2 separate regions of the Homo sapiens genome follow, and region 2 is linked to region 1. Evidence: read pairs that join two places in POLR2A ChIA-PET (ENCODE). Cell type or tissue: Caco-2. All regions are shown on one strand. Each heading gives the region's core, and the rest is flanking DNA. Links, peaks and the distances in the headings are about the cores only.

The links. ChIA-PET counts read pairs that join two places held together with the same protein. Peaks named below come from ENCODE experiments on the same cell type or tissue, not always from the same donor. Only the 100,000 strongest peaks of a DNase experiment are listed, where the experiment ranks them.
Region 2: POLR2A ChIA-PET joins it to region 1 with 20 read pairs; 4 of 35 experiments call an interaction of 5 or more read pairs at or near these places.

The regions. Positions count from the first base shown.
Region 1 is chr19:36,416,086-36,421,463 of GRCh38, forward strand. It overlaps ZFP82 (ZFP82 zinc finger protein), which reads right to left and starts at 2,559. Exons shown (of 5, transcript NM_133466.4): 1 at 2,407-2,559. It also overlaps the pseudogene ACOT4P1. RefSeq lists an enhancer at 1,928-2,087. In Caco-2, for the core only: no CTCF peak of the experiment used is centred there; a DNase peak (open chromatin) is centred at 2,576; H3K4me3 peaks cover 1,944 bases.
Region 2 is chr19:36,504,808-36,510,185 of GRCh38, forward strand. No RefSeq gene overlaps it. Among named protein-coding and RNA genes, the nearest start is that of ZNF566-AS1, 18 kb to the left of the region's middle. In Caco-2, for the core only: no CTCF peak of the experiment used is centred there; no DNase peak of the experiment used is centred there.

The DNA.
Region 1 (5,378 bases), core at 79-5,078:
TTTTGTGAGTCATCTTGTTCAAAACTATTGCTTAGACAACATCGATCACAAGCTTTTTTTCCTTCTCATAATTAACAGTATTTATTAATGGCAAAAAGCTGCATCACATGGAGTGTGGCTTATTTAATCATTTCCTACTATTAGACACTAATTTTGTGTCTAACATTGAAAAACATTCTCAAAGGTTACAGACTTTGATTCTAGGCCAGTAGATCTGAATCTTAATGGATCATGTTTGATAATCTCATTAAATTACATATTTTCTCCCCATAAAAGTGGCATATTAACAGATATCTATAACAATTTTACGTACAATTTCAAAGAGTATCTGGTCCCCTGAAAGCCTCAAATGAATTCAAATTACTTCTGGTTAAGAATTCCTGTTCTATGGCCGGGCACGGTGGCTCATGCCTGTAATCCCAGCACTTTGGGAGGCCAAGGCGGGCAGATCACCTGAGGTCGGGAGTTCAAGACCAGCCTGACCAACATGGAGAAACCCCGTCTCTACTAAAAATACAAGATTAGGCAGGCGTGGTGGTATATGCCTGTAATCCCAGCTACTAGGGTGGCTGAGGCAGGAGAATCGCTTGAACCTGGGAGGCGGAGGTTGCGGTGAGCTGGGATCACACCATTGCACTCCAGCCTGGGAAATAAGAGCGAAACTCCGTCTCAAAAAAAAAAAAAAAAAAAAGAATTCCTGTTCTAGGCTGGGGGCGGTGGCTCATGCCTGTCATTCCAGCACTTTGGGAGGCCGAGGCAGGCAGATCACTTGAGGCCAGGAGTTTGAGACCAGCCTGGCCAACATGGTAAAACCCGGTCTGTACTAAAAATACAAAAATTAGCTGGGTGTGGTGGTGCAGGCCTGTAATCCCAGCTACTTGGGAGGCTGAGGTATAAGAATCGCTTGAACCACGGAAAGGGAGGTTGCAGTGAGCTGAGATTGTGCCACTGCACTCCAACCTGGGTGACAGAGCAAGACCCTGTCTCAAAAAAAAAAAAAAAAAAAAAAAAAAAGAATTCCTGTTTTAGACTATTTAAGCATCTGATCTGGCTCATTTATTTTTTACTAGGAAATACTCACCACAATTGGCTTAGTATTTTCATTTTCCCCCCATCTATAGAAGGCTGATGTAGAATTGCTCCAAATCACTACTTAAGAATACATAACTAAGGTTTATTAAGTACTAACGAGGTCTCAGGAACTGTTCTAAGAACTTTACACATAGTAATTAAAAGAAGGCCCACAGAAGTAATGAAAAACATCTACCAAATGGGTATGTGCATACAGGCTCTCGGGAGGGGACCTAGGTATCAGCTCAATGGACAGGACATTTATGGAGAATGAAACAAATATTCTCATGTCCTAAGAAATAAGAATGCATTTCACAGAAGAAAGCAGAAACACCCACTCGCCTCGACCTTGACTTAAACAGGCAACAGCAATTCATTCCTCCTCCCGCTCGGACCCCTTTTCTTAAAGAATTGGGCAGGACTGGCTAATAAGGGAACCAGGCTTTTCTTGCAGCCCAGCCTCGCATAGGGCACAATGCCCCCACCGCCCACCCACACATAACCAGAGTAACATAAGAGAGATGGTGTTGTTAACTCTTCCCAGTATCAAAGAAAGGCCAGGGTCATGGATGCCCGGGGCTAGAACTGGAGTTCACAATAGCTTCCTGGAAGCAATGCTGTGGTTCTGAAACCTGCAGCTGGACTCTTCAGAGTTGTGAGTGCACGTGCGTGGGTCCGGGTCCGCGAGGAGGTGGTGTGGGAGTCCCTTCCAGGAGCAAGCCTGGGCGGGAGCGGGGGCTCGTTCAGTTCTAATATTCCTATCCCAAGGTCGGGTCTGAGCCTTGTTTCGCTGTTGCCCAGGCTGGAGAGTAGTGGTGCTATCATAGCTCGCTGCAGCCTCAATCTCCTCCTAGGCTCAAGCCATCCTCCCGCCTCAGCCTCTCGAGTGGCTGGGACCACAGGAGCACGCCATCACACCCGGCTCATTTTTTAAATTTCTGGTACAGATGGGAGTTTCGCTTTGCTGCCCAGGCTGGTCTCGAACTCCTGGCTTCCAGCGATCCTCCCGCCTCGCTCTCCCAGAGCTCTGGGATTACAGATGTGAGCCACCTGGTCCGGCCTAGTCTGCGCGTTTCTGCTGGGAGTCTTTGGCGTGCAGAAACTGACCGAGGGCCATTTCTCTGCAGCTGGGCCCGGTGTGGGCAGAGGATGCTGGGGTCAGTCACGCACTCCACGGCCACAACAACCTTCGCTCATACAATAGTCTCTGCACCCAAGTCAGCCGCACAGACTCCGTCACGTCCCAGCCCCGGCCCCGTCACGCCCACGACACACACACCCGGGCCTGAGGCGCGGGCTCCCGCCCCTCTGCGATACTGCAGTGGCCCCGCTTACCTCTCTTTACCCCCTGGGCCGCAGCGCTTTTCCTACAGATTACCAGGACCGACGCTCCGGGCCAGGACTGCTCACTCGGGGCGCGAACCCGAGGCACAGCGATGCCCGAACGGAGGAAGCCGCTGCCGGGTCACGCCACAATCCCCGGGGCCTAACGGGCTGCGCGCGGAGGCTGCTGGGAGGGCCGGGCGCGCTCACGGAGTGCGCAGGCGCGGCCAGTCTCAAGGGTCCGCTCGCTGGTGCAGCCCCTGCTCTGCGTGAACCCGGAGCCGGAGCTAGGTCCGTCCCAGCGAGGCTGCGCTTCGAGTCCCTTAGCGCCTGGGGACGGCGCGGCAGGGCCTGGAGGGGAGCGGGGACAGATGGCTGGCGCGTTAAAGAGGGGCGCCCGCGACCGCCTCTCTATAGTGCCAACTAGGGAGCCCTGTGAGCGAGGACGGCGCTGCGAGTCTGTCCCTGGCGCGCTCCTGGGTGGGATTCTTTCACTGGGTGTGGCTGTTGGGATTTGAGACCGTGTGACTCCGGAGATTCGGGGAAGCCAGTTCCTATATTTTCCATTTCTGTATTTTTAAATGGTAAAAACAATGAAAAGGAGAACAATATTTTGTGAAATATGAAAATCATACATGTCAAATTTCAGTGTCCATAAATAAAAGTTTTATTGGAACATAGCCGTGTTTGATTGTGTACTGTCTATTGCTATATTTGAGCTACAAGGACAGACTCGAGTAGTTACACAGACCAGATGGCCCACGCAGCCTAAAATACAGTCAGTTCTCACTATTCACAGTAGTTATGGTCTATAAACTTGCTACAAACACGGAATTAGTGAATACCATTCCACTGCTTCTAGGGGAAATACAGGGTTAGTTTCCTGTAAGCATCTGGTCACATTTTAGTCAACCGATGAATGCATAAGCTTATTTTATTGTGTTTATTTTCTTTTTTTCTTTTTTTTTTTTTTTTTTGAGATAGGGTCTTGCTCTGTCACCCAGGCTGGAGTGCAGTGGTGGGATCTTGGCTCACTGCAACCTCCTCCGCCTCCCGGGTTCCAGCAATTCTCCTGCCTCAGCCCCCAGAGTAGCTGGGAATACAGATGCATGTCACCATGCCCAGCTGATTTTTGTATTTTGTAGAAACGGAGTTTCACCATGTTGACCAGGCTGGTCTCAAACTCCTGACCTCAGGTGATCCACCCGCCTTGGCCTCCCAAAAGTGCTGGGATTATAGGCATGAGCCACCGCGCCTGGCCTTATTGTGTTTCTATTTAAACACTTTAATATATATTATTGATTCATTAACATTGAACTCATGGCCAACAGCTCCATAACTCATGCCTGAATGAAGCTTATCTAACACATGTATTTTTTCTGTAAGACACATGACCGCTTTCTCATTCATAGGAACATCAACAGCACTTTAGTACTACTACATTTGGGGTCCCTTTGAAACAGCAAAATCACCAGCAAAAAACAAAAATATGAGAAGCCAAGGTACTAAATGGACTGCAAAAAGGGTACCTGTTTACAGTATGAGAGCTGAAATAAGAAGATAGAGGGTCACTTTGTTTGACTTTGGCTGAGAACATGCCTGTTAAGGGACTCAAAAAGGTTCACCGCTCTTCGGATGTCCACAAATGACCACAAAGGTGCTGCAAATATTGACTCTGGGTTTATAAAAAAGTTTTAGCAAGTAGATGAATTCACAAATTCAGAATCTGTGAATGAAGATTGACTGTATTTACTATCAGGCCCTTTAAAGAAAAAGTTTGCCAATCCCTGTTTTTATATGTCCCTCTTAGTTATACAGCTAGTGTTTAAAAACTACTTGAAATAATTATTTTCCCTGTGCCACCAATTATGTCTATAATTGATTGTACCCCATTAAATAAGCACAAAGAAAAAAGAAAGCTTTCTTTATAGAAGAAGGCCAGCTAATAACTATCAAGGGTTTGATTTTACGTGGCTTAGACACGCTGCTTCAAATGCATTTAAGATGTTTGGTTTTAACAAGGATTTTGCAACAGTATAGTGTTTTCCTTAAGTTCAATGTCATTTCTATGTCATGGCAGCTGTCACCTGCAGTTAGGTAAGACAGTGACATCATTAACATGGATGCATTTTCATGGCATGAAGGCTAGCCATTGATGGGGTAATATAACACAATTTATCAGTAAACGCTGAGTTTTCTTTGAAGTCAGTCTCTGATTTCTTACAGTGCTTGATGTCTGCCTTGCCTGCTAGTGACCAATTCCCCTGCGTCTTTACAGAGCCTTGTTACTCACTCAGTGTAAAGACAGTGGGGGAAACAAGGTTTCCCAAAGTATCCTTATGTGCAAAAGTGTTTCTTACTACTTTGGAAATACTAAGCTGAGTTTAATGTTTATTCTTTTTCTACCAACAGACACAAAAAGGACAAGCACATGCCTTAGAATATTCAATACAATTTTCTACAGCGATATGGTTAAATACTCTTCTGTCTTCACTACTTTTTTGTTTTTACTTTACTTGGAAATTTTAATTCTCTAGGAATAACGGGGCAGGAGTCTAAAATAATACTTTGTGGGAGTGAAGTATATATTTTTTTCCAAGTAAAAAAAAAAAATCAGGCCAGGCGTGATGGCTTAGGCCAGGCGTGATGACTCATGCCTGTAGTCCCACATACTCGGAAGGCCAAGGCAGGAGGATAGCTTGAGCCTGTGAGATCGAGATTACAGTGAGCTATGGATCGGCCACTGCACTCCGGGCTGGGCGACAGAGCGAGACCCTGTCTCAAAATTAAAAAAAGGAAAAAAAAAAAAAAAAAAGTCTGCGCTCCCCGGGGCCCAAGGAGAGGACCCAGGAGAGGAGTCTGGCTCCTTTTGCCTCAGACGAGTCCAGGGCGCCGGGTTAACTGGTCTAAAGTCCCAGGCGCTTTCTGGGACTGCTCAGCCACCGGCCGCTCCCGGCACCAGGGGACGCCGGACGCCCTCTGGA
Region 2 (5,378 bases), core at 116-5,115, 89 kb after region 1:
TAGACATTTTAAAGTGTACTGTTCAGTGGTATTAAATACATTCATAATGTTGTGCAACCATCACCACCACCCATCTTTATAATTCTTTTCATCCTGTCATAATGAAAATCTATACCCATTAAACAATTAACTCCCCATTCTTCTTCTCTGCTAAAAACCATAATTCTACTGTCCCTATGATTTTGACTACTTTAAGTACCTTGGATAAGTGGAATCATATAGTATGGTCTTTTTGTGACTGGAATATTTCACTTAGCATTATGTGCTCAAAGTTCATCCACATTGTAGCCTATTACAGAATGTCCTTCATTTTCGAGGCCTAATACTATTCCACTGTATGTATATACCACATTTTGCTTACCCATTCATCTATCTATAGGCACTGGGGTTGCCTCCATGTTTTCGGTATTATGAATAACGCTGCTATAAACATGAGTGTTTGAGTACTTTCTTTCAATTCTTTTAAGTATATACTCAGAAATGGAATTGTTTAATCATATGGTAGTTGTAGGTTTAATGTTTTTCTCTTTTCTTTTGGAGACAGAGTCTCTCTCTGTTGCCCAGACAGGAGTGCAGTGGTGAGACCACAGCTCACTGCAGCCTCAATCTCTAGGGTTCAAGCAATCCTCCCACCTCAACCTCCTGAGCAGCCTTCTGAGGTGGCAAGGGCTGAAGTTGCTGTGGACTGATGTGAATACACTGCTGGAAACTTGGGATAACTTGGATCTGTGCCACTGCTAACATTATCATGACATTATCAAGAATTCAGGGAGCGGTGGCTGACGCCTGTAATCCCAGCACTTTGGAAGGCTGAGGCGGGTGGATCACTTGAGGTCAGGAGTTCAAGACCAGCCTGGCCAACATGGTGAAACCCTGTCTCTACCAAAAATACAAAAATTAGCTGGGTGTGGTGGCAGGTGCCTGTAATCCCAGCTACTTAGGAGGCTGAGGCAGGAGAATCACTTGAACCCGGGAGGTGGAGGTTGCAGTGAGCTGAGATCTCACCACTGCACTCTAGCCTGGGCAACAGTGCAAGACTCAAAAAGTCTGGCCAGGCGCGGTGCCTCATGCCTGTAATCCCAGTACTTTGGGAGGCCGAGGCAGGTGGATCACCTGAAGTTGAGAGTTCGAGACCAGCCTGACCAACATGGAGAAGCACTGTCTCTACTAAAAATACAAAACTATCCGAGTGTGGTGGTGTATGCCTGTAATCCCAGCTACTCGGGAGGATGAGGCAGTAGAATCATGCCACTGCACTCCAGCCTGGGCAACAAGAGCAAAACTCTGTCTCAAAAAAAAAAAAAGTTTGACTTAGGGGCATAAAGTACAGGTGCACACCACCACAGCCAGCGAATTTTTATATTTTTTGTAGAGGTTGCCCAGGCTGGTCTGGAACTCCTGGGCTCAAGAGATCCCCTTGTAAGTGGCTGGGCGCGGCGGCTCTCGCCTGTAATCCCAGCACTTTGGGAGGCCGAGGTGGGCAGATCACGAGGTCAGGAGATTGAGACCATCCTGGCTAACACGGTGAAACCCTGTCTCCACTAAAAATACAAAAAAATTAGCTGGGCGTGGTGGCGGGCGCCTGTAGTCCCAGCTACTCAGGAGGCTGAGGCAGGAGAATGGCGTGAACCCGGGAGGCGGAGCTTGCAGTGAGCCGAGATCGCGCCACTGCCCTCCAGCCTGGGCAACACAGTAAGACTCCATCTCAAAAAAATAAAATAAAAAAGAGATCCCCTCCTCTCAGCGTCCCAAAGTGCTATATGTTTAATTTTTGGAGGAACTACTCTATTTTTTTCCACAGTGGCTGCACCATTTTACACCCTCATCAACAGGGCATAAGAGTTCCCATTTCTTTTTTTTTTTTTTTTTTTTTTTTTGGAGGTGGAGTCTTGCTCTGTCATCCAGACTGGACTGCAGTGGCTAATTTTTTTGTATTTTGTAGAGACCATGTTGTCCAGGCAGGTCTCGAACTCCTGAGCTCAGGCAGTCTGCCTGTCTTGGCCTTCCAAAGTGTTAGGATTACAGGCATGAGCCACGGCGCCAGGCCAGGTTCCCATTTCTTTTGATCCTTGTAAACACTTGTTATTTTGTGTATTTTGTTTAATAGCTATCCTAATGGGTGAGTTGGTAATCACATTTTAGTTTTGATTTGCAAAGCACTGGCGCATGAAAAAATCTTGGGCCGGGTGCAGTGGCTCACGCCTGTAATCCCAACACTTTGGGAGGCCGAGGCAGGCGGATCACCTGAGGTCAGGAGTTCAAGACTGGCCTGGCCAACATGGGGAATCCTCATCTCTACTAAAAATACAAAAATTAGCCGGGCACGATGGTGTGCACCTGTAATCCCAGCTACTCGGGAGGCTGAGGCAGAGAACTGCTTGAACCCGGGAAGCGGAGGTTGCAGTGAGCCTAGATTGTGCTGCTGCACTCCAACCTGGGCGACAGAGCCAGACTGTGTCTCAAAACAAAAAACAAACAAACAAAAAACTTCTTCGGATAAATGGCTATTTAAGTCATTTACCCTTTTGATCTGGTTGTTTGCTTTCATTTTGAGTATTAGGAATTTTCTATATATTCTGGATATTGATCACACATCAGATACATGAATAACTTCAAATAGTGACTTTGTCTAATATCTCAGTTTTCAGAATTTCAGTATAATTGTTAAAAATAAATCAATTAGGGCCAGGCGTCGTGGCTCACGCCTGTAATCCCAGCACTTTGGGAGGCCGAGGTGGGCGGATCACGAGGTCAGGAGATTGAGACCATCCTGGCTAACACGGTGAAACCCCGTCTCCACTAAAAATACAAAAAAGTTAGCCGGGCATGGTGGCGGGCACCTGTAGTCCCAGCTACTCGGGAGGCTGAGGCAGGAGAATGGCATGAACCCGGGAGGCAGAACTTGCAGTGAGCCAAGATTGCGCCACTGTACTCCAGCCTGGGCAACAGAGCGAGACTCCGTCTCAAAAAAAAAAAAAAAATCAATTAGGTAAATGTAAATGGGATAGACATAAAAAGACTTTTCATGTCATTTGACATCGTACCATTGTGTTACTTAATTACTGGATACTTACTAAATGTCTTGGTTGGTACCAAATAAGATTAAAAAACCAAAATATGAATTGTTGAACACAAATGTTTGTTCTTGGCATTTTAAATCTTATAAAAACTCTAAATAGGCCAGGTGTGGTGGCTCACGCTTGTAATCCCAGCACTTTGGGAGGCCAAGGTGGGTGGATCACGAGGTCAGGAGTTCAAGACCAGCCTTGCTAACATGGTGAAACCCTGTCTCTACTAAAAATACAAAAATTAGCTGGGTGTGGTGGCGGGCACCTGTAATCCCAGCTACTCGGGAGGCTGAGGCAGAGAATTGCTTGAACCTGGGAGGTGGAGGTTGAAGTGAGCTGAGATGGCGCCACTGCATTCCAGCCTGGTGGACAGGACAGAGTGAGACTCTGTCTCAAAAAAAAAAAAAAAAAAAAAGGAAAAGAACCAATAGGACAGAGAGATGTAAACAAAGTTATTAATATGAAGATACATTTTTGGTAAGGCAAGTTAAAAGCAAAAGAGAATAACTTTGTATGAGAAAGAATTTTATGTGATAAATATTGGTCCTAAAGTGATTTTTTTTTTTAAAAGAAAGCATAGGACAAAGCGGAAAGTCAAAGTATGTTGTCAAAGGTCTGAATAAGTTGTGATAAAGTTAGTGGTGACAGAGATCTGAATTACCCCGTTAACAGTGGTGTATTCATACAAGACCACAGCAACTTCAGCCTGTGCCTTCTCAGAAGAAAGAATTCAACTGAGGGGAAGCAGAAAAAGAGACCAAGGCAAGTTTCAGAGCACGAGTGGAAGTTTATTTTAAAAAGCTTTAGAACAGTAAAGAAAGGAAAATTCACTTGTTAGAGAGCCAAGCAGATGCCTGAAGGTCCAAGAAAGAAAAGACCAAAAAAAAAAAAAAAAGTCTTTGGCCGGGTGCAGTGGCTCACACCTGTAATCCCAGCACTTTGGGAGGCCGAGGAGGATGGGTCACAAGGTCAGGAGATCGAGACCATCCTGGCCAACATGGTAAAACCCCGTCTCTACTAAAAATACAAAAATTAGCTGGACGTGGTGGCACACACCTGTAATCCCAGCTACTCAGGAGGCTGAGGCAGAAGAATCGCTTGAACCTGGGAGGTGGAGGTTGCAGTGAGCCGAGATCACGCCACTGCACTCCAGCCTGGGTGACAGAGCAAGACTTCATCTCAAAAAAAAAAAAAAAAGACTTTAACCTTGATCCTAGGACTTTATACATTCACCTCTTTCCCATGATTCTTCCCTTAGGGTGGGCTCCCCAAATGCACAGTGCTTTCCTTACCCTTGGGAATTGAGCACACACAGCATGTTTAGGGAGTTATATACATGCCCATCTGAGGCTTTTTTCCTTTATCTGGTGGCATGTGGCCCTGGAACATCATGTCGCCATTTTGTCTATTAACACACATGGCCAAGAATCTGCTTCTCCCTGGGTCTGCACTCAAATTAACACTTTTAATGTTAACAGGTGTGGACCATCAGGAGATTGTCCCTCCTTGGAATTTTCTTTTTTTTTTTTTTTTTTTTGAGATGGGAGTCTCACTCCGTCACCCAGGCTGGAGTGCCATGGTGCAATCTCAGCTCGCTGCCTCTCGGGTTCAAGCGATTCTCCTGTCTCAGTCTCCCGAGTAGCTGGGACTATAGGCATACGCCACCATGCCTGGCTAATTTTTGTATTTTTAGTAATGACAAAGTTTCATCATGTTGGTCAGGATGGTCTTGAACTCCTGATCTCAAATGATCCACCTGCCTTGGCCTCCCAAAGTGTTGAGATTACAGGCGTGAGCCACCGAGCCCAGCAGAATTATCATTTTTAAAGAGGCAATGTCAAAACTGCCATACTATTACCTGACATTTCTAGTGGGTGGGCAGAGAGCCCTCACCTGCCTTGCTCAGGCCTAACTACATGTAACTATAAAATTCATGAAGGATTAATTTACGCAAGAAATTTTGTGTGTGACCAAATTGGCTATAATTAGAAGACAATTATTTGTCTAAATATTTAGCTTTGATATTAAAATACACTAAAATGGCCAGGCGCAATGGCTCGCGCCTGTAATCCCAAGCACTTTGGGAGGCTAAGGTGGGCGGATCATGAAGTCAAGAGATCGAGACAATCCTGCCAACATTGTGAAACCCAGTCTCTACTAAAAATACAAAAATTAGCTGGGTGTGGTGGTGCACGCCTGCAGTCCCAGCTACTCGGGAGGCTGAGGCAGAAGAATCGCTTGAACCCAGGAGGTGGAGGTTGCAGTGAGCCGAGATCGCGCCACTGTACTCCAGCCTGGGCAACAGTGCGA